Linked DNA regions of Homo sapiens: all the other regions are linked to region 1. The links are chromatin loops, found by intact Hi-C in ENCODE. Cell type or tissue: heart right ventricle. All regions are shown on one strand. Region 1 has its middle 24 kb from the start of UCHL1. Region 2 has its middle 100 kb from the start of UCHL1. Region 3 has its middle 110 kb from the start of LIMCH1. Region 4 holds the start of LINC00682 (long intergenic non-protein coding RNA 682). Region 5 overlaps LIMCH1 (LIM and calponin homology domains 1). Region 6 has its middle 13 kb from the start of LIMCH1. Region 7 overlaps LIMCH1 (LIM and calponin homology domains 1).

Region 1 (4,000 bases):
AAGTTTCTCATAAAACCTGTTTTGGTCCTCAGCTTGGTGGTTCATAAATAATGCACTTCTTTGAAGCACTCGCATTTGAGCTTTACTAGAACTAGGGATTCAAAAATAACCCAATGGCTGAATAGAAAAGCAGAGAGGATTCATGTATAAGACAAAGGATTGAGTCACATTTAAACTCTTAAAAAATCTTTCCAGGTTCTGAGTCTAGAAGAAAAACACTGCTACTTCCCACATGTCTTTCAGCAGTTCTGATCCTTATCTCATCACCTCTTTCTTTTGAAAGCACCCATTAAAAAGATTATCAGCTCTATTGTAAGAACCCCAAAAAAGCACTAAAAGGGAAACAAATGTGTATTACAATGAAACAAATTACATTAAGTAAAAAAATATAGATCATAGAAAAACTCCTAAATTGAGGATCTGTTCCCAACCCAAACGTGCCACATCTAATTGCCATTGTTGGAATTATGACCACAAGGGAATGGGATTAATTAGGATTTACGTATGCAAATGGGTATTTATCTCTTAAAATTGTTACCCTGGAAAATAATAACTATTATTTCATTGCTGCTACTATCTTCTCAAAAAAAAAAAAAAGAACATTTTCAAAGCTTGTGGTACATAATAGGATATGAGACTTTAGTAGAATTCAAGCCTACCTAATTCTTTTATTTTAAAATATAATTGAGGCTGGATACAGTGGCTCACGCCTATAATCCCAGCACTTTGGGAGGCTGAGGTGGGCGGATCACTTGAGGTCAGGAGTTTTAGACCATCCTGGCCAACATAGTAAAACCCTGTCTCTACTAAAAATACTTAAAATTAGCTGGGTGTGGCGGCACACACCTGTAATCCCAGCTACTTGTGTGGCTGTGGCAGGAAAATTGCTTGAACCCAGGAGGTGGAGGCTGAAGTAGGCCAAGATCACGCCACTGCACTTCAGCCTGGGCAACATAGTGAGACTCCATCTCAAAACAAAAAACAAACAAACAAAAAATATATATATACACACACACACACATTTGAGACCAAAAAAAGAAAAGAGAATTGATTAATGTAACCCAACTAATTAATGTCAATGTTGGAACCAGATTCAGTTTTCTTGATGGAAAAGTCAAACTGGTTTATATTAAACCCTTATGTTAAGATAGATTTGAAAGCAAGGTTTTACTAGAAGTAGAACTGATAATATAATTGATTACATAAAATCAATTATATTTGGGATAATATCTAACTCGACGTAAGCAGAAGAGACATTCATTATAGTGAACTTGTGAAATTATTACTGCTTCTCTCTTTCATTTTACTTTCATGAAAAAATAAATAGAACCTACCCAAAAATATGAATGGACCAACAAGCAATTCACAGGGCCAGCTTTAGCCAATCTGTAGCTGGACAAATTCATCCAGTCTGAAACACGGCGCTAAAATAAAGAATGATATGGGATATGCTATCAAACTGCTCCATCTTGCCTAAGAAGGGCAGTCACCAACTGCTCCTGGTATTAAGATTTCTGGCTCATCCTACCAGCTACAATAGTGCCATAAGTTTTCCTATGCTGCCACCTACTGGATATAGTGCACATAGCCTTGAATACATCATCTGCCTTCCCGTATTAGTCGGTGTGCTTGGGTGTGAAATGGGTTAATTCAAGATATTAGCCGCTCAGTTTGGATTTAAACATCCAAATGCTGGACATTTAAAGGTTGTTTATTTTGATGACTAGAGATACCTTATGTCAACCAAAGCAAAAACCTATTGATCTGTTTTTAAAATACTTCTTGTCCTTAGAAAATTAGCTTTTAAATTTTAAATTATATCATTCCCTTTTAAAAATTGGTAACCTCAAGAGGGTAAATACACTTATATTCTTCATGCTTTAATGTAAGGCAAAATGCATTCGTCTCACTGCAATGAACAAGGCATTGATGGTTTGGGCACTATGGTTTAAGATAACTTTTAGGAAAACTTCTTTTAGAAATAGGGCATTACCGCGGGGCGCGGTGGCTCACACCTGTAATCCCAGCACTTTGGGATGACGAGACGGGCGGATCACGAGGTCAGGAGATCGAGACCATCCTGGCTTACACGGTGAAAAAATACAAAAAATTAGCCGGGTTTGGTGGCAGGCGCCTATAGTCCCAGCTACTCGGGAGGCCGAGACGGGAGAATGGCGTGAACCCAGGAGGCGGAGCTTGCAGTGAGCCGAGATGTGCCACTGCACTCCAGCCTGGGCGACAGAGCGAGACTCCGTCTCAAAAAAAAAAAAAGAAAGAAAAAGAAAAAGAAAAGAAAGAAAGAAATAGGGCATTACCCTCAGGGAATGAGGTCTAGTATGGCATTGAGCAGAAAAGGGCACTTTGTACCTTGGGATTAAGACTGGAGAAAAAGGAGTTTTAATGTATCCCCGCCGAACTCCCCTCTATTAGCATAGATAAAGAAAGGAGCTAAGTGGTGATAAAAAGTAAAAACAATAACACTTGATACATTCCAGGCACATCCCCAAGAACTTCACAATGTTCTCATGTGCTGCTCACAACAATCCTATGAGGCGGATACTGACCTCACTCTACAGATGAGGACATCGAGGCTTAGGGAGTTCATCGGCCAAGGCACCCAGCTGGTAAGGGGTGGAGCTGGTTGTATAGCCCAAGCTGTCAACCAGAGCTGTGCCGCCTGGAAGGCGGAAGGTGGAAGGATTGTTGAGCCCAGGAATTTGAGGTTACAGTAAACTGTGACCGTGCCACTGCACTCCAGTGTGGGTGACAGTGAGAACCTGTCTCTGAAAATTAAAAAATTTTTAAAAACAAATAAAGTAGCCCTATAATGGAGCCTGATAAGTGTTGGCTGTGTCCCCACCCAAATCTCATCTTGAATTGTAGCTCCCGTAATTCTCACATGTCATGGGAGGGACCCAGTGGGAGGTAATTGAATCATGGGGGTGGATCTTTCCTGTGCTGTTCTTGTGACAGTGAATAAGTCTCACGAGATCTGATGGTTTTGTAAAGGGGAGTTCCGCTGCACATGTCCTCTTGCCTGCTGCCATCCACGTAAGATGTGACTTGGCTTCTCCTTTGCCTTCTGCCATGATTGTGAGGCCTCCACAGCCATGTGGAACTGTGATTCAATTAAACCTCTTTCCTTTATTAATTACCCAGTCTCAGGTATATCTTTATTAGCAGGATGAGAACGGACTAATACAGAGCCTGTTGAAAAACGTCTTAGAAGACAGGCAACTAAATCTGTAAGTTGCACTGACTTCAGTTATAAATTAAAGAAACATGGAAGTAAGCTAGAATTAACCAGCAGGAGTTTATGGCAGAATTCTGTCTTAGGGGAAAAACTTAAGCTTTTTTATTATAAAAAATAATGTAATTTTAGAAAGCTTATAAAATTAGAATATAAAGTTAAATCACCCATAATCTTAACACCCAGACACAGGTGTAGAACCATGTTTTTGAGAATAAAAATACAATAATATCCTATTGTTGCAAATTTTACAAGGACACACAAGCCAGACTATTAGAAGGGGCCATTAAAGTGTGGAGCTATAAAGGTTAAACTTCATTCCTTTTAAGTTAGGTCTGTCCCTGCCCCCGGAAGAATTATTAAATACTATGGACTCTTAGAGCCAATTGGCTTGGGTTAGAATCTCAGGAACATCAGTTATTAACCTAACGACCTTAGGCAAGTTGCTTAAGCTTCGCCATGCCTTAGTTTTCTATCTGCAAAATGGGAATAATACCAACATCATGTGATGACTAAGTAGAACATGTAAGGCAGTTAAGATATAGTAAGCACTTATCTGTTATAGTCCTGTCTCTTCTAAACACATACGTATACACATTTTACAGATCTCACTAGTTTCATATATGAACATTTTTCCATGTTCATGGGTGTTTAAGTCAGTCCAAGTATTGTACTGTATAGATGTATAACTTAGACTAAGACATTTGAGGTGTCAGTTTAAAAAGGGAGATACGGTCGGGCACAGTGGCT
Region 2 (4,000 bases), 78 kb before region 1:
GGCAAAAGAAAGTGGGGGCGGTTGGGGGGAGGCAAGGCTGGACCTGCGGTCGGAGCGTGCGCGGGTCCGTGGCTCAGGGCGCCAGTGCAAGGCCGCCCGCCAGCCACCCGCACCTACCTCAATCCACTTCTGCGCCTCGGAGAAGGCGGGCTCGGGGGGCGGCTCGGGCTGCAGGGGCTGAAGAGCTTCCAGACCGAGAGCGGGACAAGCCATTTGCGCAGCCCCGCGTCCTCTCAAGCGCCGGGATGAGGACGGCCGCCGCCGTCGCCGCCGCAGGAGCGCGCTCCCCGCCCCTTCCCGCCCGCCGGCCTCCCCTCCCCGCCTCTCCCCGCCCCCGGCCGGCGCAGGTCCCGGGAGAGCCGCGCGCTGCTAGAGGACGCCGCGGCAGCTGTTCCCGGCGCCGCCCGGGCTCCAACGCGCCGTGAGTGACCCGCGGGAGCGAGCGCGGAGGCGCCGGGAGCTTCTTCTCCTCCCCACCTTCGAGGGCCGCTCCGCCCCCGGGGAGGGGGAGCACAGCTACGGACTAAAAATAACCCGGAGCGAGCGCTGCGTGTCTCCCTCCCGTTCACACCCGGCCCGATAGAGGGAATCCGCTGGCCGCCCCGCACGTCCCTGCGCCCCGCCGGCTGCTGAGGGGCGGGCGGATGGGTCTGGCATCATATGGGAGACGCGCGCCCAGTGGGGCGCACCCGGGCCCGGGGGAGCGGGCGCTGCGGCACCGGAGCAGTAGGACGCGCGGGCACTGGCCGCGCAGCACCTGCAGTCCTTCCTGGCCGCAGAGGTAGGGGCAAGGCGGGGCAGCCCCTGGCCCGGCGCCGGGAAGTACACAGCCACCTGATCTTTTTGTAAGAAGAAAAAGAAAAACGACCCTGATGAGCTTTTCTTCTCCAGGAAGGCTACCTGTGTCCTAGTCTGTCGATGCAGTCAACCAACAGTCACTGTGCACCTACTATGCGTCAGGCACTGGGCCAGGCGCTGGGGACGCAGAGATGGAAACACACACACACACACACACACACACACACACCCTACACACCCTACCCACACACACCCTACCTGGAAGTCCTTGCCCTCGAGGTATCTACATTGTAGAGGGAATTGGGGGCCGGGACAGACAATAAACATGTAAATCAAAAGAAGATAATTGTGGCGGGTGTTGTTAAGATAAAAGAGGAGAAGATAATGACATGGAAAGAAAAAGCGCGGGGTAATTTCCGATAGCCTTCCCCCCTTTTGGCTGGGAGGCTGACCTGTGAGTCGCGGTTCCATTAACGGGAGGTAGGCAGATGGTCAGTGAGCTGAAGAGAGACGTGCATTTATTTATCTCGTCCCTTCCTGCAGGTGGTTAGGGGGTTTCCAGAAGGTTCCTCATCTCCTCTTGTCCCACTCAACCTCCCAGGCCTAGGTATGGTAAAGGCTTCCCCATCCCATAATGGTCTCCCGATCCGGCTCACTTCTTTCTAACCCTTCCTTTAAACTCTCCTTGGCCACTCCCACTTGAGCATGCCTTCTGTTTTGCACTACAGCCCAAGTGACGATCAAGGAAGGTGTCTGTAAGGAAATGTCCTGAAGAGGTGACATGAGTGAGGGAGATTTAACTGTGTAACAATTTGGGGGAAGAATTCCAGATGGATGCCAAGGCCTTAAGGTAGGAATGAGCTTCCCCGTGGAGGAGCCCACAGCGGGCCAGCAAGACTGGAGCTGGTGTGGAGAGCACCAGGCGGGAATGATAGCATGGGAGAGGCAGGCCAGGTCCCGCCTGCGGGTGAGGGGGCACACACTACCTTTTAGATTGTTGCCTGGGTATACCCTGGTAGGCCACCAGGGAGCTCTGACCTACGTGAGCCCAGCGCTGGGTCCGGAGGAGCTCAGTATTCTTGGCCTAACCTCAAGCTAATGGATTCCCCTCTTCAGAATGGCTGCTAACAAGAGGTTTCTGACGGTGGCTGGAGGTCCCTGGGTGCCTCAGCCTCTAAATCTCTGTTCCCCATCCAGAATCCGAGTTTAATCTTTGTCCAATTCTGCTGCTATAATAGGGGAATGGAACAAAAAGCAGGCCTCAAATTCCACCATTACCAGCTTTGGAGTCAGACAGGCTTTAGTTTATTTGCTTTGAAAACACTTACGTGGCACTTATACTGTGCCAGGCACTGTTCTAAGTGCATTACAAATAATTGACTAACTCAGTCCTTATTCCAGCTCTGTAAGATAGGACTGTTATCATCCCTACGAGGAAACCAGGGGACAGAGCTGGTGGACAGGGAGGGTTGGATTCAAGCCCAGACAGCCTGGCGCCAGATTTGCTCCTAACTGCACACCAAGCTGTCTTACCAGTCCTGTCCAGACTCCCACTTACAGTGTGTCCCTCAGTTTCCTCACCTAAAATGAGGTGGATATAGTCATCCAGCAGAATCATTGTGAAAGGCACGAACAAGGGGACTGAATGTAAACAGACCAAAGCTGGACCTGACAAACAAGCAGTTGCTGAGTACAGACCACTGATCCTCACCTCCACCCTGCTGTCCAAAACAGAGGGAGGGAAAAGTATACAAAGAAGAGATAAAGAAGGCAAGCATGGGAAAGGGCTAAAGACGTGTGGGCAGAAGATGACCTTGTTTCCATAAAGAAACATGGCAAAGCAAACAGTCCACAAAATGACTCTGGTACACTAATACAATATATGGCTTTGGGCAGTGATATGATCTGGCTCCATGTCCCCACCCAAATCTCATCTTGAATTATAATCTGAATTGTAATCCCTACATGTTGAGGAAGGGACCTGGTGGGAGGTGATTAGATCATGGGAGCAGTTTCCACCGTGCTGTTCTCATGGTAGTGAATGAGTTCTCATAAAATCTGATGGCTTAAAAGTGTCTGGCAGTTCCCTCTTTGTTCTCTTTCTCCTGCCGCCTTGTGAAGAAGGCACTTGCTTCTCCATCTCCTTCTGCCATGATTGTAAGTTCCTGAGGCCTCCCCAGCCATGTGGAACTATGAGTCAATTAAACCTCTTTTCTTTATAAATTACCCAGTCTCAGGTATGTGTTTATAGCAGTGTGAGAATGGGCTAATATAGGCAGGTTCCACTGCATGGAGTAACTAGGAGGAAGGGAAGCGAGCTAGCCCAGATGGTATATCTAAATCCATTTGAAAATGAGTATTAAATTTTATCATATCTCTAATATATCTGGCATTGAAATTGGCATTTAAATAAAACTTTTTTCCTTCAGTGAAAATACATTTTACATCTTTTAAGGTTTATAATCATAAGGTAACATTTGCTTTTTCTGAGCTTTTACCAATCACAAATTCACGCTAGCAAAGACCCACAGACTTAGAACCATAATAGAATTCAAACCTAGTGCTGCTATCAATAATATCCATAAATAGTTGTTAAGAACCTACTATGTGGAAGATACAGAAGAATCCACAAGGGGACACAGACTATGCCCTTTAGGAGCTAATAATTTTGTGTTTTTTTTTATTTATTTAAATTTTTAATTTTTGTGGGTATATACCTGGTATATACATCTATGAAGTATATGGGATATTTTGATAAAGGCATAAAATATGTAATAATCACACCAAAGTAAATGGCATATCCATCACCTCAAGCATTTATCTTTTGTGTTACAAATAATCCAATTATACTCTTTTAGTTTTTGTTTGTTTGTTTGTTTTTGAGACAGAGTCTTGCTCTGTCACCCAGGCTGAAGTGCAGTGGCTCAATCTGGGCTTACTGCAACCTCCACCTCCTAGGTTCAAGTGATTCTCCTGCCTCAGCCTCCCAAGTAGCTGGGATTACAGGCGCCCGCCACCACGCCCGGCTATGTTTTGTATTTTTAGTAGAGACAGGGTTTCACCATTTTGGCCAGGATGGTCTTGATCTCCTGACCTCATGATCTGCCCACCTTGGCCTCCCAGAGTGCTGGGATTACAGGCATGAGCCACCATGCCCAGCCTAGTTATTTTTAAATTTACAATTAAATTATTCACTATAGTC
Region 3 (4,000 bases), 150 kb before region 1:
TAAAAACACTGAATGAAAATTTAATGAAGAAAAATCAAGAAAGGCAAACTGGAAAAATATAAGTGCCATGACCACTTCTGCGGACCTCACCATCCTTTTTCCATAATTCTTTATAGGTTCAAATCTGAGAATACTGTGCTTACCACAGCCTGATACAAACGCTAATATAAACCAAGTTGAATATTTGTTTGAACAGAGCATCATGCTGCCAAATGCCATTGTTGTCGCCAGCACCTCTCAAAGATACTCAAATCTGTAGAGAACAGTCTGTTCACATAGCTTATGCCAGAATAATAAGTATGTTCCTCAGAAATGAGTACCCTTCACTCGGTGGCTATGGCTAAACGCAAGTGAATTTATATTTAAAAAAACCCATGGGTCAGAGCACTAGAAGCACAAATAAGAAAAAGAAAAAAAATGCTGCTTTGTAGAATAAGACTACTTAAAGAGCCCAAGGGAAAAAATGAGAATAAAGCAAACCAAAAAACAAAAACATACGCATTAAAAAATGGTGCACAGATGGACTGTAATATCAAAAATCTGCTATCAAGTTGGGAGGAGGAATTCAGCACAGCCACTCAAGCACCACTCTCCCTCGGCTGGAACTCATCTGGAGGATTTGCACCTGCTATTTACGTTGCTGCATGCCACTTTCTTCCTTCCCAAGAAGAGATTTCAAACAAGGAGGCCCTTTCACAGGCAACTTCGAAAGAGTAACAGTCAGAAAAAAAGTAAGAAGGGGAATCAAATGCTTGAGATGGGAAAGGAAGAAATCACAGAAGAAACCATGGAAGACTTCAGGCAGCAGTGAGCGACTGTCTTCACACAGCAACTCAACCCCATGCCTCTCAGCCCTGGCTTTGCCATTAGCGATGCTCTCTCTTCTCACTCACTGCCAGGAAATGACTTAGATACCAAGTGTCAGCTCTTTCATCTTTCCTCAATCCAACCTGAAATCTCAGTCTGGCTTCTGCTCACAGCACTCCACTAAAAATGGAAACCAGTCTGTGCATTTCTGGGGCTGGGACACATAACAGAATATCGAGCCAGCCAAGTGTCACCTTTTACCGATAGGGAGATAAATTGGCTTGCTTAAAGCCACATTCTGAATAGTTAGAAGTTACTTAAGAACTCCAAATGGCCAAATGCATAGTCTATCATTTAATCCCCAATTTACTTGCTTTCTCTGCCACTCCCTATCAGCTCTTCTCATTTGAAATTGCCCCCTCCCTTCAAGGGCTTAACACTAATCTCTTCTGACATTATCTCATCTCTATTTCCTTTTCATGTGTTTTAAAAACACTTGCACAGCACTTATTATGTAGTGCTTTAGAGATATTAACTTATTTAATCATGATAGCACGGAGGAGGTACTACTATTATTACCATTATACAGATGAGGGACAGTGAGGTTAAGTGATATAACCAAGGTCCACAGCTAGTAAGAGGCAGATGATTTGAAACCAAACCAACTGGCCTCAGAGTTCATGTTCTTTACCACGACCTCATACTGTCTCTAGCTAATGCTGCATCCCTCTCTCTCTCCAAAAGATGAGAAAGTCGACACCCCTCCTTTGAACAGATCATCTTTGAGGATTTCAATTTCAGAGCAATCTGTTAAGCTGTTAAGACCACCCAAGGAAAACTGCTTATTATTCTCCAGCACACATTTCAGAGAATTTTTTTTTTATTGCTGAATACACAGAGGTAAAAAGGAACCAGTAAATTCTTCTTCTTTTTTTTTTTTTTTCCAAATAGATGCACCATTTTGTAGGTAAACAAGGTGAGGAAATAGAACTAAGCTCTAAGGACTAGACAATGTGGTATGAGTTAAAGCAAAACTTTAGCTGAATCCGTCAGGAATGATTGATTGAATTTAACTAGGGAACTCATGTGTTTGTACAATCTAAAGAAGGAAGACGTCCTGTTTTGGTAAGATAACCTTAAGTCTGGCTTCTGTTTTATTTTTGTTATGTATTTTTGTAATTTGGGGTTTGAATAAGCAAGAGTGCAAAGGTCTCCTGGCAAAAGCTCCTTTGTTAAAATCCAGAAAAACAAACAATCAACATTGATGTTTTGGAACAGGCCACAGCTGTCCGGCTTTCAAACATGTTACCTTCCACTTCTTTAAGGAAATGAACACACAAAGGCTTTCAGAACTGTCTGGCCCAGCGGAGGTCACTGCTCGGAACCAAGTGATTTCTTGCCTAAGACAGGGAGAGGGCAGTAGGATAGGAGGGAGGAAATGGCCCCGAAGACTGTACATACAAAAGTGCCCATTCTTTTGACCCTCAGGCCGAAGGAAAACAAAAATCCATCATTTGTGAGCTTGGCAAAGGAAGCTTTACTTTGAAGATAAATTTTATGGGGTACTTAAAACACATGATATGGCCTTCCTTGGAGTCAGAAGAAGTGAGTAGTTCACTGCAGGCAGGCCCTATGCAGTTCAGAGTGGAGAGAGGGAAGGGGTGGGAAGGACAATGAAAGTAACTCAAAGAAATTAAAAGATCTCAAGCCATCAAAACATCCTCTCCAAATTTTGCAAGAAATGTTTATATGTAAAATAACTTAAGTCCTGCCACTTTCTCTGACCACCAAATAGAATCAGGAGGTGCCAATGATCAATCATTCTTTGATTGACCCAACATGAATTGTATGTCTCTTTCTGTGCCCAGGAATTGTGTGAGGCACTGGAGGTAGAGACTAATAATGCCACCTCTCCATCCATGGCCTCAAAGAGTTATGAGTTAACTGGAATTTCACTGAATACATCAAACATATATTATTTTCATATACCAAGTAGAAATGAGTATGTTTTTTACTTAGTATCTTACTTGTAATGGTTATTTTAGGTGAAAGGAAAACCCACGTCAACTGTAAACATGAGAGCCTAGATTTTTCCACTAATTTCAGCAAGGCTGAAGAAGTTTGTTTACAAAGACCTGTCAAACACACTCGGGAATGGGTGGCTCTTTTGAGCAATAATGTTTCCGTGCCAACTCTTAAGTTTAAAAGGGAGAGTCCCTGGTAGGAAATGACAATGCTGTGTGGAAACAACAGCAGTATATATTGGACTCTTTACACCCAGAGGACAATCATTTCCAAATCTATCTTCAAATATGAAAGGCAGTAATATGTAGAGAACCTTCAAAGGACTGAGTTATCTGAATTACTCTAAGCATATAATATTTCTAAAGTAAAATTGCCAGGATAAAGTCATGATTCCTAAATTTAACTAAAGTCTCCTGTGAAATGTCTATACTGTTACAAACATCTATTACTATCATAAAGAAAGATGTAGAAAAACACTTCTCATATACAGACCATGAAAAGAACTAAGAATCACCTGGAATCTTACAAGAATCTTTTCACGGGCCGGGCGCAGTGGCTCACGCCTGTAATCCCAGCACTTTGGGAGGCCGAGGCGGGCGGATCACGAGGTCAGGAGATCGAGACCATCCCGGCTAAAACGGTGAAACCCCGTCTCTACTAAAAATACAAAAAATTAGCCGGGCGTAGTGGCGGGCGCCTGTAGTCCCAGCTACTTGGGAGGCTGAGGCAGGAGAATGGCGTGAACCCGGGAGGCGGAACTTGCAGTGAGCCGAGATCCCGCCACTGCACTCCAGCCTGGGCGACAGAGCGAGACTCCGTCTCAAAAAAAAAAAAAAAAAAAAAAGAATCTTTTCACTCTCTCAGATTTCATAGTTAGCATCCTTAGTTTCAAATCAAAACCACTCACATGCATATAAATGTTCCTTAAAACAGCAGCACCTCAGACATCCAACTCTCAGCTGCCCAGCAACCCAAGTCCTCTAAGACAGCCATGAAACTAGAAGTTTAAGTGTCTGCATATGTGGGCAGAATCCCAAACAGAAAAGCCTCCAACAGGAAGAGGGAAGAAATGTGTTTGTCAGGAAACTGTTTTCAGAGATTGGCAACTGATTGTAAACAACTAAAAGTGAACACAATTGATTAAAAAGAAGCAGGTAGCAGAGGCAGC
Region 4 (4,000 bases), 600 kb before region 1:
GGATATGTCCATTCAGGGAGCATCACTTTGCTCCACTGGTTTCACCAGCAGGGGCTGCTTGTGTGTGCAAGGAGGGGCCTGAGATATATGGCTGTGCAGATCACATCATTTGTAGTGATTTATTGGTTAAGAAATAAAGCATGATGGGTGGGTGTGGCTACCATAGGGTAATCACACCCCCAGGGTGAGACTATACTACACACTACCAAATTCCCCCCAGGGGTGTGATTAGCTCATAAAACCCTGCCTCCCAGAACTGCCAGACTCTTTAATGTCATTTATTTATTAAAAAAGAGTGGGCCAGTTGAATCTGTTCCATACAGTGTGACTGTCACTGAGGCTGGTCTTTCTGTAAAACAAGAGAAACAAATAAATCCGAAGCCCAAGGATCTGCTATCTGCTAGTGCTTCCTGTTGAATTTTGAAATTCAGCCCGTGGAGACCAAAATAGCACAAAATCGACCTTACCAGTCCTTGTGGACTTTTGTGCTCAAGGCCAATAGCCATTCGGACTGGCCAGCAGAAAACTAGGAGATTTTATTGATTTCATGGTCTTTCACTTGCATAACATTATGTAGCCTTGGGGAGACGCAAACTAATAAAACATTTCAGGGCTGGTAATTTTTCATTTTTTGTGCTTATTTGTAAGACTGGCTTGAAGGATTTAAAGAATGATGAACTACAATAATGAAACTGGGTAAACTGAATAAAAGGCCCTTGGTCTGAACTCGTCATTCATTCAAAAGAGATTGCTATGGTTTATAACTGTAGCAGTGTTATATACAAGTATGGGACAGGGACTTAAGCTCTTCTAAAATAATTTTTATTATAGGCAGTTCTGTAGCCTCTATTTATTTGATTTTTTTTTTTTACCTTTAACACCTCAAATAATCTCTTTTGGGTCTCTTATTCTATTTTGCCCCTTTAAGGGATTATAAATATCCTTCTCCCTAATTGCTCTTTCTCCACCGTCCCACAGCTGTTTGCTTCATGTGAATAGGAGCAAAGCCCAAGGAGAGGACACCTTCACCCTCCAACCCTTCTGAGTAAAACGGAGATCCTATCCCTAAAGCAAGGCTCCAAGTCAATGGGCCTGTGCACAATAGAAGAACATCTGGCCTCGGGGACACGTTTACCTCTAGGCAAAGAGCAGGAGCGCAGTATTGAGTATTGTTGTAAACAATACCATTTGGAAACCTGGTTCCGCTCCTGTGAGTCCAGCAAACGCCTCAAAGACGCCCTTTTAGGATTTCTTTAAATTAATCTGAGACAACGTGGGAATACTCTCTATATAGTATCTAGCCTACTGGATATGTGGTTTTTGTTGTTGTTGTTGTTTGTTTTATTTTTATTTTTGGCACGGCACTGAAGTCTGTGTAAATAAAAGGCCCAGATAAACTCGGCGATGGGCCTTTCTGTCAAAACCAGGCTGGCTTTACATGGCAAAACCAGGGCCTTACGTGTTTGGACACCTGACTTTCCATGTCGCCCGTAAAATCGCTGGTAGGGAAACATTTTAATTTAGTAGGCACCTTATTTTTACCGAGATGCTTAAGGCTGTCACGAGCTACTACTCTTGATGGTAGTAGGAAATAAACACGAGCGATGAAAACAGCCAAAGGATGTCTAGAGGAAGCAGAGAGGCGGACGAGCCATGCGTGTTACCATTCATTTAACCACACCGGGAGGGCCCGGCCTGCTCCCCGCGCGCTCCAGCAGAGGGCGCGCGCCGCCCCGCGCTCCCTCCCTCCCCGGTAATTGATGGAGGCTGCCGAAAAAAGATAATTAGTTTTATGTATATAATATTTGATCATGAAAATATTCTTTGCCTTATTTTGGTATAGGAGATCTGTAATATATGTTAAAATAGTTAATTTTTTATTATCTCTTTGTTTGGCGGCAGCCCGGCCTATCCGAAATTACCGGAGCATCAACTGAAAATGTAGGCAATGTAAGCAATGTTAAATCTAATTTTTCTGTCCAAAACCTAATTAGCCATTTTAAAAAAGGTTAACGCCAGCGCCTGAGACGGTTTTTGTTTAATAATCCTATTACTGACGGCTCATCATGTATAAAATGGTGCAGTAGGATGCAAAATTTCCACTTGTTTATAAGTGTATCGCCGAGAAATGTATAAAATAATCGAGACCGGCGGAGGCAGGTCAGAGCCGTCTGGAATGCGCGCACCTTCAACGTAAGTAGCCGGCGCGGCCGCTCAGGGTTCGAGCCCCCACCTTGGCCGGGCAGGGGACACCTTGGCCGGGCACCTCCCGGGCTTCCGACAAAAAGGCCTCGGACTTTATTTGGGCCCGCGTTGGATTTCTGGCGGAATCGCCCTCGGGGTCGTTTGGGTTTGGAGGCTTCCGCCTTGCAGGGGGTTTCACAGGGTTGCAGCCTCGCTCGGGCCCAGGCCAGTGCGGATACTCGGGCCAGGGCAGCTTCGGGTTCAAGGAGGGTCGGCTTCTGAGCCGCTGCGACCGCCGCCCCCGCCCTGCACTGCACCCGCCTCCGGGGGTGGGGGAGGGGTACTTGCCGCGGAACGGGGTCTCCGAGGACCCTGGCCCGGAGAACGGAGGGAGAAGAAGGGACAGCAGTGAGGGCCGTGCAGGGCCACCCCTAAATGCCCCTCGACCGGCTCGCGTCCTGCCAAGGGCAATGTGCAGAAGCCCTGGGCGCGGGTGGAGTGGGACAGTTCTGGAAAATTCTGGCCCTTCTGGGGGTCTGGGATAGTTGGGAAAGGGAGAAAATGGGGCAGGGCGCCCAGGGGGCGGGGGCGGGCGCTGGGCTCGGTGGGGTCTCCGGGGAGCAGCCGTTACTCCTGGCGCCCCCCGTCCGCCTTTAGCGATGGTTTGGGAACCCGGGCGCTGGAAAGGCGCGGGTGCGGAGGGCGGCTGAGCCGCGCGGCTGCGGCACCGTGGGCGCGAGACCCCTGCGGAGAGGAGCGCGCGGACGCCGGGGGAAGCGCCTCGGGGCGGCTGGAGGCGCAGCACCCTGGGGGAGCCGGGGCGCGGGAGAGACAAAACTGTTCGAACCTTCTCTCCCTTCCCCACCCCCAGCGCCCAAACCCGGGGCGGGTGAGCGCGACCCTTGCAGCGACCCCTTGCCGAGCCCTGCCCGCGCGATTACTAAGGAGACGCGGCCTCCGGCACTGCCGTCCCCGCGCCGTTTGAAAACGGATCCATCAGCGGGTACCGGGCGTTTAAAGGGATCTTTCTGAAGGGACTTGTGGGAAAGGACAAAAGCAGGCGGCCCCATTCAGCTGACCAGTCAAAGGCGCTAAATGGGGACATCAAAAGGCGCCCTAACTGGGAATACGGATCCAATCGCAAGAGAAAAGAACCTGGTTTCTTTTCTTGGCCTCAACAAGGCTGAAAAGCCGTAAAGCAAATAGGCAAAGAATGCGGAGAGGGGCAGAAAGGAAAAATAAAGAAACAATCTCATGAATGCATTTTTCTGAGGCTTTAAATGAGAGGAGTGACAACTTCCTAGGCGCCGTTGGGGGCCGGGGTGCGGGGTCCGCCGCTGCGCGGACCCCCTCACCGAGGGAACCTCTCCCGCTCGGGCGCCCTTGCTGTTTCCACGCGCTCCTAGGCAAGGTTCTTTTTGTGGGTGTAATCTTTGTTCTTATTTAAATGCCTAGGAAGGGAAGGGAAGGGAATGGAGGATAAGGTAGAGAAGGGAAGGAAAGGGAAGGGAGATGGGAATGGAATGGGAAAGTAGGAAAAGCGGGACGCGGCGCGAAGCCCAGGTTTCCCATCAGCTTTTCTGCGGTCAGATTACGCTCACTAACACCCGAGCTTGTTATCTGACCTGGCCATCCCCGTCACATTCTTTCTACAAGTTATCTTTTCTCCAACCAGGGTATTTGGAGATTATTCGCACTGAATTTTCTGCCCGCCAAGAACGAATAGGATTGCCAAGCCACACCACTTTTTGGAGCCCGCTTATTCGCGCCTATCCACCCTCTCCTGTGCCCCAGGTTCCCTGAGCACGGGAATCCT
Region 5 (4,000 bases), 380 kb before region 1:
CATGGCTAACAAATAGATGATTATTGGAGAGAGACTAGCCAGTAAGCTGACAGGTTAAAAAGCAAATAAGCAAACACACACAGCAAACTAAAACCTAACTGCAAGGCTTTAGAACTTATATTACACTTTTCCACAAAGAATAGCCTGGCCAACATGGTGAAACCCCGTCTCTACTAAAAATATAAAAATTAGCTGGGCGTGGTGGCAGACGCCTATAATCCCAGCTACTCGGGAGCCTAAGGCAGGAGAATCACTTGAACCCAGGAGGTAGAAGTTGTGGTGAGCAGAGATCACACCGCTGCACTCCAGCCTGGGCAACAAGAGCAAAACTCCATCACACACACACACACACACACACACACACACACACACACGAAAAAGAAAAACTACAGATTAAAGATAGGAAAAAAGATGAGGAGAGAAATAAATCTTCATTATTCACAACTGCCACAGCAGCAGCTAGCTGTAATATGGGGCCATGTTAACTTGTGGGTTTAACCGCTTTCCTCCACTCTGCACTTCACCTTTTGTGACAGCACCAACTCCACCTTTCCACTCATTTCATTTTCTGGTTTCTTCTGGTCTTTTTCTTCCGACACATCATTCTTCAGCTGGGGGCTGGAGGGAAATTCCACAAAGGCCACGGTCGGGCTGCATCGAGTCACAGTTGTTGTAAAATGCTGTGGTTCTGCAATGGAGTTACATCCAGAAACGTACAGAAGGAAAAGAAAATCAAATATCTATAGGACCATTTATTCTGCAATGCCATGAAGTACATTCAGTCCATATCCCGTCCTGGCAATATAAGCTGAATGACAGTGTGCTCAGAGATATAAAAGAGCCTAAGATGCTGGAATTCCCAAAGCTCTTTCATGGTATTGAACAACAAGCAACACAAATCACGTCCTATAACCACACTATGAAGAACTTAAGTTTTTAGTAAGGGTCACGGTTTACATCTGAATAACACCACATGGAACAGAATGCTGACACGAAATATATAATTATGACAGCTGGGCTAGATAAGAGAACATCTACAGGTAGTTTCTATCCCAGTGAATGAGCAGCAACCTGATGCTTCCTTTTTTTGTATTTCAATGCTCCATTTTAACATCAGAATTTCTTAATTGGAATGTGTTACGGATTGTGGGGTATATGTATATAATGCAATGAAAATAAAGTGTTCTCTGATACATAAAGAAGAATTAGGTTCACTTTAGAAGGGGTGGAAAAGTCACTACCTAAGGGGGCATATCAAAATGTGAAGGCACAATCTAGTTTGAAAAAGTAAATGCTATTATTTTAAGTGATATTTAATTTATTTAAAAATGTTACCTAAAAATAATTTGGTAATTGACAAATTATGTTTCTCAAGTGGTAAACACTGGAGAAAGGCCTTATAAAAAATAATAATTTGGTATTGAAAGAGGGTGAGAGGTTTTACTGTTTATCAAAAGAAGAAAAGTGTTAAACATATTGATAAGGCTGCAAAAAAATATTGAGGAACAAGACTTTCGGGAACAGGGTCTTCTTCCTAAAACAACGAATACAGTATATTATACTCACTGTCCAGATTCATGGCACTATTTTATTCATTTTTAACTATATGTGAGCTTTACCATTTCAGCGTCTATTTTTATGTTTTTGACCTCTCGCTTATCTATTGCTGTTACTGTGTGTCAAAATCCTACCCTCAATTTTTAGCATGATTTATATGGAAGAACACAATATTCTTTATGATTATAGGGATAAATATTTTAAAAAACAAAATAAAACTGGGTAGCTTTAAGAAAGAGCATGGGCTCCTATTTTCACAGCAACATTAACCATACGGGCAGAACTTCCCCAGGAAGCCTCTAGGTGGCAGCACAACCGCACCACTCCTGGAGTCTAATTACTACTTTCCTGTGGCTCAGTAGGAAAAATTCTTGACTATTTCCATTACATCTTAAACAGTTACCATGATTTGCCTTAAAACTAGTCTCTTATGAAACAAACCTGATGAGGCAAGTTCTATATTCCCTTTTCTTGATTTTCCACCATCATTCTTGTCCTCTTGACTATTCGGTTCCGTTTTCTCAGTGGTTGCCTGAAAAAGAGATTTTTTTCCCCCTTGAATAAATGATTCCTTTAAAAGTTCTAAAAATTATTTTTTAAGCAGTAATTTTTAGGTCAACAAAGTGGTTTGGCCATATGAATTCCCTCTTCTACTTCCCAGGCAGCTTCATGGCGAGAGCCTGGATTGGTTGGAAGGAGACATTCTATGGAGAACAGGACACCCATGCGGTTCACCATCTCACCAAACCTCCTATGACTGCCTTGGACGCACATCCCACATTTTCTTTTCTTTCACCACCAAAAGCTCAAAATCATGGCTATCACCTACTTGTTCTTGAAAGCCTTTCAAGCTGGCTTAGGGTCATAACACCAGTGAAGTCTTTTTGTGGTTCTTTAAAGGTTACAATTAACTTCTCAGTGGCCTGTCTTGGCATAGTTGCCTGTGGCCCTTACCATTGTGGATTTTAGCCTGCAGTTCTCATCCTTCCTGGGCTCCCAGTGAATCTCTATTACTGGAGTTCTAATTCATTCTCTCCTTTTCCCTCTCCTCCCCACTTTCAGACTACTCTTTTCTCACTGGTTCTTACTCCTTTTCATCAAAATATGGGTCATTCTGAAAGATTTCAACTGGACCCTGTTTTCCTCCACTTGTGCTGAATTACCCTCAAATATATCAATTATTCCCATGGATTCACCATTACATTCTCCGTGTATAACTCGTATTTTCATCTCCAGCTGTGAGAGTCCATCAGAGCTTCGGTTTCACCTCTAGGGTCAATGGCCTTCTCCTCCAAATTTGACAATTTCTGTTTATGGCAGCAGTTCTTCCCATCACATAAACTTTCAAGTGATCTTTGACTCATACCTCATGAATATTCATCATTTGCCAAGTCCTTCTAAGTTTCTAACATACTAGTTTTCATATCAATCATTTCCTTTCTGTTTCTATGGCTGGGACTCCAGGTTTGCCTTTCTTCCTTGTTCTCCACTAAGAAGTCTCTGTGATTTGAACCTCACTGTCCAATCCACTTGGTACATCACTGTCATGTTCATCTCCATGGCACCTCCAGTAATTACTCTAATGCTTGTGTTCCTCTCTCTCAGTAGTACTTCAATTGTGTCAGTTTTATGCTTGATGGAATTTACAATAGTAAAAAAAATTGAAACAACTTAAATATCCAATAATTGGGGAATGATTGAATGAATTACTGCATGTCCATAAAGGCAATATAATCATGAAAAAATAAGATGTTGAATAATAGTTAATGATACGTGAAAATACTTACTAATGATAGGAAATGTAAACTGTATACATAGTTTGATGTTTACATGTATATGATTATATACATGCCTATACATAAACATATAGAAAAAAAGATAGTAAGAAAATACAAAAATGTTAATTGTGATTATTTTTAATGTGCTTAAGTTTTGGGTGACTTTTCCTTCTCTTTACATACATTTTATATATTCCAAAATGTTCTATAATGACTATGTATTACTTCTGTAATTGGAAAACAAAATCAATGTAATTTTACATTGTCTTTCACTGGGAGCCAATTGACTCTAGAATGAAGTCCAAAATTATCCTGCTATTACAATATTTACTTAGTAAAAATAAATAAAATGTTAAATTAAATACTAGCTAGATTATATTTTGATAATTAAAGAGAGCAAGTTAATGACTATTGCATTTTTTGGTAGAAGTTTCTTGTAAAAAGCTAAAGTTAAATTTTAAAGTGTGTATGAAATATTGCATAAATTTTAAAAGGTTTTAAGATAAAGGCTAAAGTTGGTTTCAGAAAAGGCATTATTAACTCATAAAATATCCCCATGGGTTCTCGAGAACTATGAATTTATTCGTCTCTCATAAGTATATATATTTTATCCATAAATCAAATTTTGCCTCTCAAAATGAAAGGTATTTAAAGTTAATGCATTG
Region 6 (4,000 bases), 240 kb before region 1:
TTGTTTCCTGAGAACTGCTGTGATTTCTTAGTGCATCACCAGGACATCTAACATCATTTGGACCCATTATAGATATCGGTAAGTTTGATCATGGCCAACTACTTAAAGACATAGTGTCTTGACATGAATACGAAACCACTTGCAGGCCTTTAATTTCAAACTGTTAACCATAGTTATTCAAAATCTTACTTTCCAAAATATATTTCAGAACAGAGCTACTTTTATCTCTCTCGAGTATTAACTCATTTTCTCCTATACCAGGGGATATTCTCTGTATTCTATAATAAAAGATCATAATGGACTATAAATACTAAAGGTTTCACAAAGGAGGCTGTTTTGCATTAGATCTTTAGTTTTATTTAATTTATTTTATTTTTTAACTTAAAAGATGTGTTAGTCTGTGTTAGATCTTGATGGACAAATATAATTTTGTCAAGAAGAGCAGGAGGAAAGTATTCAATGAATAACACATATCACAAGAAAAGGCACCATTCATGGGAGTGAAGAGTGTTTGCAGAACTGTGAGTCAACTATTATAGTCCAGGCAAGAGATGAGGATGGCCTGCTCTGGGGCAGTGGCCAAGGAAATGCAGACAAGTAGACAAATGGGAAAATTCTTTGATAGCTGAACTGGTGCAACTGCATGTCTATGATGCCTTCACTTACATTGGGAAATAGGTGCACAGGACTGGTGATGCAAGTCCCATTTGAATATGTTAAGTTTGAGGTGCCAGTAGGATACCGAGATGAAACTGTCCAATAGACAGAACACGAGGTCTGGAGTTCAGGAGAGAGTACTTGATGAGAAATGCTGCTTTGGGTCAATATCATGGAGAGCTGAAGTCATGGACACAGTCAAGAATATGAGCATAGAGAGGGAGGCACAGGCATGACGCGAGAACCGTGGAAGTACATGAACATAACAGGGGGTTGCGGGATGGCGATCTGTTTCCCACCAGGGCCACAAGTGCTCTGGTTTTTGTGGAAATGTTGATCTCAAGGCAACTGGAGCAAAGGAAAAGAGTTTGACCAGGTTTGTAGATTCAGGAGTCACTAGTGAATGGGTTAGTAGGTGACTTTACTTAAGAAAGTATTTTTTTGGACTAAAGATGATAAATTAGTTAAGAAAATATAAATGATACAGGGTGACGGTAAGCAGGGGAGGTGTTCATTGAAAGGGGCAAAAAAAAAAAAAAAGCGATAGCAAGGACAAAGTGAAAAGGAAATCCAAATGAAAAAAGAAAGTAGAGGAATACTAGTCAAGAACATAAATAGAAGGAAAGAAGATGAGGTCACCTTGTCTTCTTGTATCAAGTTGCCCAAATGCTCCAAGACAGAGGCAATATGTGAGAAACAACATTTGATCCATGATAGGAAATAATATAAAGACAAATGCATGTGCCCCTAACAGTTAATTTTACTAAAATTATTTATGATTTCCATTTTAAATTGAGGTTTTGAAAGCCTTTTCTCTTTAGCTACTGGACTGGGAGTGACTTGTTTCTCCTCATCTGGATTTTCCTGGGGCCTTCCTTAGTTTTATGCTGCAAATTTTGCTTCTATAACATTAAACCCCAGAGCTCCAGGGTCCAGAGTTGCCATAGGCTTAGGGACAAACAGATGTTCATCAGGATCATTAAGACCTTGGCTTTAACATTTGGAAGAGGTGAATTTACTAAATGTTTTAAAATAATTGATATATGTATACACTGATATATAATACTTATATATTATTTATTTTATAGAACTATTCAAATATATTCCTTCCAAATATATGTATCTATCTCGATATTAACTAACTTATTTGGTTACATGATTCTGAAGAACAAAATTAGAAAGATTTTTAACGACTAATCACCAGCTCACTACCAACCAATATGGGGAATAAAATGCATCCACAGAAATAGCAGTTCTTAAAGAAAACATCTATTTCATTCAACTTGCTGAAACCATGTACCTTCCCACAAGGACCCCCCACAATTCTCAAACACAATTGGTTTTTTGTCACATCTAATTTCAATTAGTCATCGTGATATGGCTAAGAAGCTTTTTAACAACAATCAGTAAGGTCTACGTAGGATCCTGCTTAAATTCTTGACATTCTTCTCATTGCTTTCTGCAAAACTACATGCGCAGAAGGCGATCACAATGGAAACAATCAGTGAGTCATTACCGAGCTACATACTTCCTCTGCTCTGTGTGTGTGTGTGCGCGCGCGTGTGCACGCACACACACATATGCCAATTCCTTCCAAAACTAAGATTTGATTGTCTTCCTCATCTTCTACTTCTTTCCTTTTTCTACACAAAGGCAACATCGATGAAGCAATTAAAAAATTAGTTGCCAAGAATTATAAGACATATCAACGCATGAAAAAAATATTCTGCTTCTAACCACATATGAACATGTAAGTTTTAGATTTTATGTGGATAGGTTCAGAAGGGCAAGGATTCTGCTTAAACAGTTCTCCAGATGACGTTAGACCACCTTAGTGCCCCAGTATGTCTTCAGGATAGTTGGCCTACAATTGTGGTATTTCAACCCAAGTAGATTATAATATTGAAAGCAGCAATTTATTATAAAACGACTGTTTTCTCTTAAAATTCTCTTTCTCTCTACCTCCCCTACCCTCCATTCTAGGGGAATGCAGTGATGAACTGAAATGAGAAAACGTAATTAAAATCACATTCCTCCCCCAAGGGTCAACCTAATTATCAGCCTCTCACACCAAAACAAATTTAGCTCTTTGAGAATGAAGGTCCTTATCACTCATGGAAAAAACACAAACAAAGATTAACATGCCATTTAGGCATGACTGCAATCTTTCATTTTAAGTGACCTCTTCGTTTAATGGATTCAATGCGTTCTCATTCAAGTGGAATATATATTGCAGGAGAGAACTGTAATAAATGGTGCTGTCATGACCCCTAGGTTAGAGCAAAGGAATATTGGAAAATAAATCTCAATTCCACGTACTCACCAGTCCTGCAATGGGGGTAGGCAATCTATTGATCTTTTTAACAAGTCCTGGCTTTATAGCATTCAGCAACCTGTCATGAAAAAGGCAGAATGTCAAGTGAGACATAAAGCAAGATGGATCACACAAATCACCTTTATCCGGGGCTACAGCTAAATTGCTGGATAGGAAAAGCAGTGAATTTAAAGCATATAGTAAATCTCAATAATCTATCAGCCTTCATGCATATAAGTGAAGAGCTTTGCCAACATCAAGTTGGTCCACGGCAGGTGAAGTTTTAGAATTTAGAAATGTTGAGAGATGAGAAAAGGTAGAGACTGAGGAGGGCTTCAAGGAAAAGGACAAGGGGGAGAGCTGGATTGAGGTTGTGAGGGAATTATCTGGAACTGGAACCAGGTATTACAACTCAGGTAAGGCTTGTTGCCAATTTTCCTGGCTAAGACATGGATCTCTCCAGGGATGCACTAAATTCAAAGACCAGTTTCTATCTTTACAAATGATTCGCCAAGACACATTCTAAGTCAGACCCTACTTGCTCTTTGAGAAGAGTGGCTTTTTCAATGTGGTTGAGTTTCACTTTAAAAAGGGAAGAATGTGTTTAATAAGAGGTTAGCCAATCATATTCTGAAGATTTTAAACAAGGCTAACCAAGAGTCCCTAGGTACAAAAGATATTTGAGCAAAAGATTTTCAGCTAAAGATTGAAATTATATAACAATGGTTACACAAGCAAGGGAATGCAAGAGAAACAACTATCATTGCCTGTTTTCAGGACATAAAAACCCAGAGTGAAGAGAAACAAGGAAAGCAACTTATAAAATTAAAATATGGTTAGCATCGGGGTAATTGGGTAAAGTGTAGTATTTGCAAAGTAGGTTATTCATAAATAAGTGATTGAAGGTAAGGGGCTGTAGAATGTAGAATGTTATTTCCACGTTCGGGAATCAGGCAATTAGGTAACTTAGAATACTGTGCAAAGAGAAACTTAGGGTAGGAGTGTATCATAATTGAGAGGTCAACAAAC
Region 7 (4,000 bases), 360 kb before region 1:
TCTTTAGAGAACTGACTATGGGCCCAGGCACTATAACATCGTGTGCATTCCCACACAATCCAATGTAAGTCTGGTTGGAACTGGAATGCCTCAAAGGCAGAAACATCCAGATATTATCTACAGTATCCATAGCAGGGCTGCACATTTATTTAAATATGGCAGTGTGAAATATGCAATCACATTTCATGTCAGTTGCCAAATTTCAGAGAATTGCCTCACAAGGTAACTGTAAGAAACTTCATTCCTTCCTATTTATAACCTCTGCATTGTGAACAGATTTGCTGACAATAGAATAGTAGGGATTCATTTACAGTTTCCACATGGAAGGCAGTCAAGGCAGAAAAAAAACTGTTTTGGAGTCTTTAGATCTGGTGATTCTATATGTATTAATTCATCTGATCCTTACAACAACCTCACCACAATCCTACAGGTAGTTATAGCATAATGATGAAGAGTGAGGATTCTGGAGGCAGATGGTTGGGGTTGCAGCTGTGGGAAATAATCCCAGCTCTGTCTTTTCCATGCTTTGGAATCTCAGGCATGTTTCTTAGTCTCCCTGTGCCTCCATTTCCTCCTCTCTAAAATGATGATAATAGCACCTATTCTTACAAGCTTGCAGGGTTAAATGTGAAAATAGACGTAAGGTGCCAGGCACATAGTAAGTGCTCAAGATACTTTAGACATAATTGTTACTATATTTTATGAACTTTGGAGAAGTTAACTTTTTAAACTAAAGGTGGAGTCAAGTTTGCAATAGCTACCTCCAGAGTGCTTTGTGAGAATTAAATGAAATAATCCACTCTCCCTCCTCTCTCCCCGCTTTGGCTCTCAGCACACAATCTCAAAGCCCTCATCAGCCTCTTTAGCCTTCCTTCCCTGGTTCTAATCCTGGCTCCCCCACTCGCTAGCTATGTGACGTTCAGCAAGTGACAGCTGTGCTGGGATTCGTCTGTGGAATCGAGGACAATAAGAGTTGCTAGTTCATTGAGTTACTAAGAGGATTAAATGAATGCATGCAAAGTACTTAGAACAATGCCTGGTACTGGTACACATTTGATGTTGGTCATTGTTATCGTTACTACCATCATCATCATGATCAATTTGAAATATATAACCTCAGAAGATAGTGCAGCCTCAATTCTACAACCCATCCCAGTTTCCTGCCTCCCCTCCCCTCTTTTGTGACCAAGCTTCTGGCCAGGGTGTTTGCTGATTACATGTCTGGGCCATCACTCCATACCTTCACGCTGCTACTCACCTTCCTTTGAGTCCCACATTTACCGTGTCACCTTTTGAAACCCTCTAGGGGCTCCCTTTCCCCGCATGGCTTTCAAGTCCACGTCTACCCACCCGGCTGGATTTTCTGCTGCCAGAAGCCTCCCCGCTGCCCGCGCGCCTTGGCCACAACTCACATCTTGCCATTTGTCGTCCTCTTCCCTCAGCTGGTTATTTATCAGCTGCAGCTGCTCCTGGCGGGCCCTGCTGTGCGGCTGCACCGCGGCCTCCTCCTCACACCGCATGTCAAACATGCTGGTGCTCCTGAGTGTGGAGAGAGCGAACACAAGAGGGACCGCGATCAGCGCCCGTCGCGTCTCCGCGCGCCTGGGCGTCCTGCCGCGTGGGGGCGCTACCGGGCTTGGAAAACTGCCCCCTTCCCGGGCTGCGCACAGCGCGTGACTGGCGGTGTGTTCTGGCCCTGGGCGGGCGGTGGGCGTGCTGGCACCCCACCGCCTCCTTTTGCCGCAAACGCCAAAATGTGACCGTCTTTGTCTTCAGTGATGTCACTGAATCGGGTCAATATCATTTTATATGTAGGTGCCAAAATAGGTTTAAAGAAGAGCTAGAAAAATGGTATTTGAAGCCCCAGGCTCCTCTCACTTGGAAATGCATTTAAAAAATAAAATTAAGATAATTAAAAGGTATAACCTGGGTAGAATTTGTGGGGAAAGAGGGCGGTGTTCCATGAAGTAAAACTGTATTACGTTAAATGCTTCTTTGTGTAGAAAGCTGGCTTAAAGGCTTCCTATGTGAATGGAGGCAATTTCTCCATTTCCAAAAAAATATCATTTGGCCTTAAGTTTAAGACACTCACTTTTTCTTATTTTATTTTATTGAATTTTAGATGCATCTGACAACTATGGATGGCTGATGTATATGTTCATTGTAATCATTTCTTTTTATTTCTTGTAAAACTGCTGTAATTGATAGTGCAGTTGATGGCATCTTGGAATCAAGAAAACAAGGCATTTTATAACAAGAGTAAGGAGTAAAACACATAAATTAGGTATATATTTTGTATTCTAATATGCACACAGTCATTTAATTTTTGTCAGGATAACTCTGAATATCTCTTTTAAAAGAAAAATGCAAGGGAAATCAGTCTTTAAAAAACTCTTAGACTGTGCATACATATAATTTATATGTTTTATAGGAGCTTATTAAATGTTGTGCAAGACCATAGGGCCTTTTTTGTGATGCTTACATAAACCTTTGTTACAGCAAAAGCTGAAGCAGCAAGATGAAAACAGAAATAGAAACCAAAGCAAAATCCTCCTCCTTTTATTTTTCTTTCAAAGAAATGACTCACTTTGGGACAAGTGGGCTATGGAGCCCAAAATTCAAGACATAGAGGGCTCTTAAAAGCTCACTGTTAAGTGCTAGCAACAAAATATGGTGACAGTCCATTTTTGAAACCAGCCTAACACAAAGAAAAAAAAAACTACCATGCACTTAGACACCAAAGAATTCCAGACATCATCAATGATGTCCAAAATTGTTACTCCCATGGCCAGACAATGAACAGCAGCAGCATCGCCGAATGCAAAGGGCTCCCTAGCAGGCAGCTGTCTGGAAGATGACCCCCAAAGCAATGGCTGCCCACCTTCCCTTCAATCCACTCAAAAGGAATGTGTATAAATGTGTGAGTGCCTCTCTCTGCTCTCCAGATGTTGGACAATTTAAGTCTAAGAGAACTAAACTGAAAAACTGTACTTGTAACCTGTCTTCCCCAAGAGTATTCTAATAATCTGGCTGCACAGAAGGACTCTTAGCTGAGGTTTCTATTAGCATGGATATGACAAGCCATTGCATAATGCTGCCTCCATGTATTCAGTGGAGAATGTTGATTTCAGCAGCTGTGGCTTCTAGAAAAAATAAGCTGGGCCAGGTGTGGTGGCTCACGCCTGTAATCCCAGCACTCTGGGAGGCCAAGGTGGGCAGATCACTTGAGGTCAGGAATTCAAGACCAGCCTGGCCAACATGGTGAAACCCCTTCTCTACTAAAAATACAAAAAAAAAAAAAGAAAAAAGAAAAAAAATTAGGCATGCTAGCACACGCCTATAGTCCCAGCTACTAGGGAGGTTGAGGCAGGAGGATGGCTTGAACCTGGGAGGCAGAAGTTGCAGTGAGCTGAGATTACATCACTGCACTCCAGCCTGGGTGACAGAGCGAGACTCTATCTCAAAAAAATAAAATAAAATAAAGAATGAAAGAAAAGAAAAAGAAAGAAACTGTAGTCCTCGATAGAGGAGAAGGGCTGTGATTTTTCATCTATTTTAGACTATTGATTAATGGTATCTAAGAAAGATTAAGAAATTTGCAGGATTAGGTAGAAAAGTCTAACCCATGCTTTTAAACTTCATGGATCAAAATTCACTTAAGCAGGCCTTCCAGAAAGACACAAAAATTCGTCCCATTCTTCCTCTCACAGTTTAAAAAAAAAAAATCTTACTTTTAAAATATTCAATCTAGTCAGTTCATCTTTTAAGGTGATTTATAATCTTTGCTAAGATCTTAGAAGACTTAAACCTCTCTGAGCTGGGACCCTCTTACCATCCCACTAAGTAGTTTGTAGATTATGGGAGAGAAAAGAGGTCCCTTCATTCAACTCTGCCATCTATAATATCTACAGGTCAGAATTTTGGTTTAGGCCACTATGGGTGGCCATAGATCCAGGTTTTCTTCTGGGACCCCAAGAAGAAAATGGCAGCCTTCTCCAGG

The links. A loop is a pair of places that touch in the nucleus more often than their neighbours do. Peaks named below come from ENCODE experiments on the same cell type or tissue, not always from the same donor. Only the 100,000 strongest peaks of a DNase experiment are listed, where the experiment ranks them.
Region 2: a loop joins it to region 1, with 3.0 times the contacts of the local background. A loop is called at or near these places in 18 of 110 quality-filtered maps.
Region 3: a loop joins it to region 1, with 2.2 times the contacts of the local background. A loop is called at or near these places in 6 of 110 quality-filtered maps.
Region 4: a loop joins it to region 1, with 6 times the contacts of the local background. A loop is called at or near these places in 79 of 110 quality-filtered maps.
Region 5: a loop joins it to region 1, with 10 times the contacts of the local background. A loop is called at or near these places in 97 of 110 quality-filtered maps.
Region 6: a loop joins it to region 1, with 2.2 times the contacts of the local background. A loop is called at or near these places in 10 of 110 quality-filtered maps.
Region 7: it touches region 1 in a loop (4-fold over the local background); 44 of 110 quality-filtered maps call a loop at or near these places.

Annotation. Positions count from the first base shown.
Region 1 is chr4:41,278,792-41,282,791 of GRCh38, reverse strand. No RefSeq gene overlaps it. Among named protein-coding and RNA genes, the nearest start is that of UCHL1, 24 kb to the right of the region's middle. In heart right ventricle, a CTCF peak has its summit at 1,571 (motif pointing left); no DNase peak of the experiment used is centred here.
Region 2 is chr4:41,357,054-41,361,053 of GRCh38, reverse strand. It overlaps a transcript of LIMCH1 not described here. Among named protein-coding and RNA genes, the nearest start is that of UCHL1, 100 kb to the right of the region's middle. In heart right ventricle, a CTCF peak has its summit at 1,807 (motif pointing right); a DNase peak (open chromatin) is centred at 393; H3K4me3 peaks cover 986 bases; H3K27ac peaks cover 2,862 bases.
Region 3 is chr4:41,425,694-41,429,693 of GRCh38, reverse strand. It overlaps a transcript of LIMCH1 not described here. Among named protein-coding and RNA genes, the nearest start is that of LIMCH1, 110 kb to the left of the region's middle. In heart right ventricle, no CTCF peak of the experiment used is centred here; a DNase peak (open chromatin) is centred at 2,181; H3K27ac peaks cover 3,619 bases.
Region 4 is chr4:41,880,673-41,884,672 of GRCh38, reverse strand. It overlaps LINC00682 (long intergenic non-protein coding RNA 682), which reads left to right and starts at 2,062. Exons shown (of 2, transcript NR_104143.1): 1 at 2,062-2,193; 2 at 3,860-4,000. LOC124900696 (a long non-coding RNA gene) reads left to right here. Exons shown (of 2, transcript XR_007058105.1): 2 at 979-1,613. RefSeq lists a silencer at 1,755-1,804 and an enhancer at 2,608-3,359. In heart right ventricle, a CTCF peak has its summit at 1,728 (motif pointing right); a DNase peak (open chromatin) is centred at 1,709; H3K4me3 peaks cover 2,334 bases; H3K27me3 peaks cover 3,918 bases.
Region 5 is chr4:41,659,509-41,663,508 of GRCh38, reverse strand. LIMCH1 (LIM and calponin homology domains 1) reads right to left here. Exons shown (of 32, transcript NM_001330672.2): 19 at 1,999-2,089; 20 at 525-688. Among named protein-coding and RNA genes, the nearest start is that of LIMCH1-AS1, 31 kb to the left of the region's middle. In heart right ventricle, CTCF peaks have their summits at 1,653 and 1,857 (motif pointing right); a DNase peak (open chromatin) is centred at 1,858; H3K27ac peaks cover 913 bases.
Region 6 is chr4:41,523,459-41,527,458 of GRCh38, reverse strand. It overlaps a transcript of LIMCH1 not described here. Among named protein-coding and RNA genes, the nearest start is that of LIMCH1, 13 kb to the left of the region's middle. RefSeq lists an enhancer at 1,817-2,416. In heart right ventricle, no CTCF peak of the experiment used is centred here; no DNase peak of the experiment used is centred here; H3K27ac peaks cover 2,483 bases.
Region 7 is chr4:41,642,039-41,646,038 of GRCh38, reverse strand. It overlaps LIMCH1 (LIM and calponin homology domains 1), which reads right to left. Exons shown (of 32, transcript NM_001330672.2): 15 at 1,413-1,539. Among named protein-coding and RNA genes, the nearest start is that of LIMCH1-AS1, 49 kb to the left of the region's middle. In heart right ventricle, CTCF peaks have their summits at 1,402 and 1,610 (motif pointing right); a DNase peak (open chromatin) is centred at 1,618; H3K4me3 peaks cover 498 bases; H3K27ac peaks cover 1,757 bases.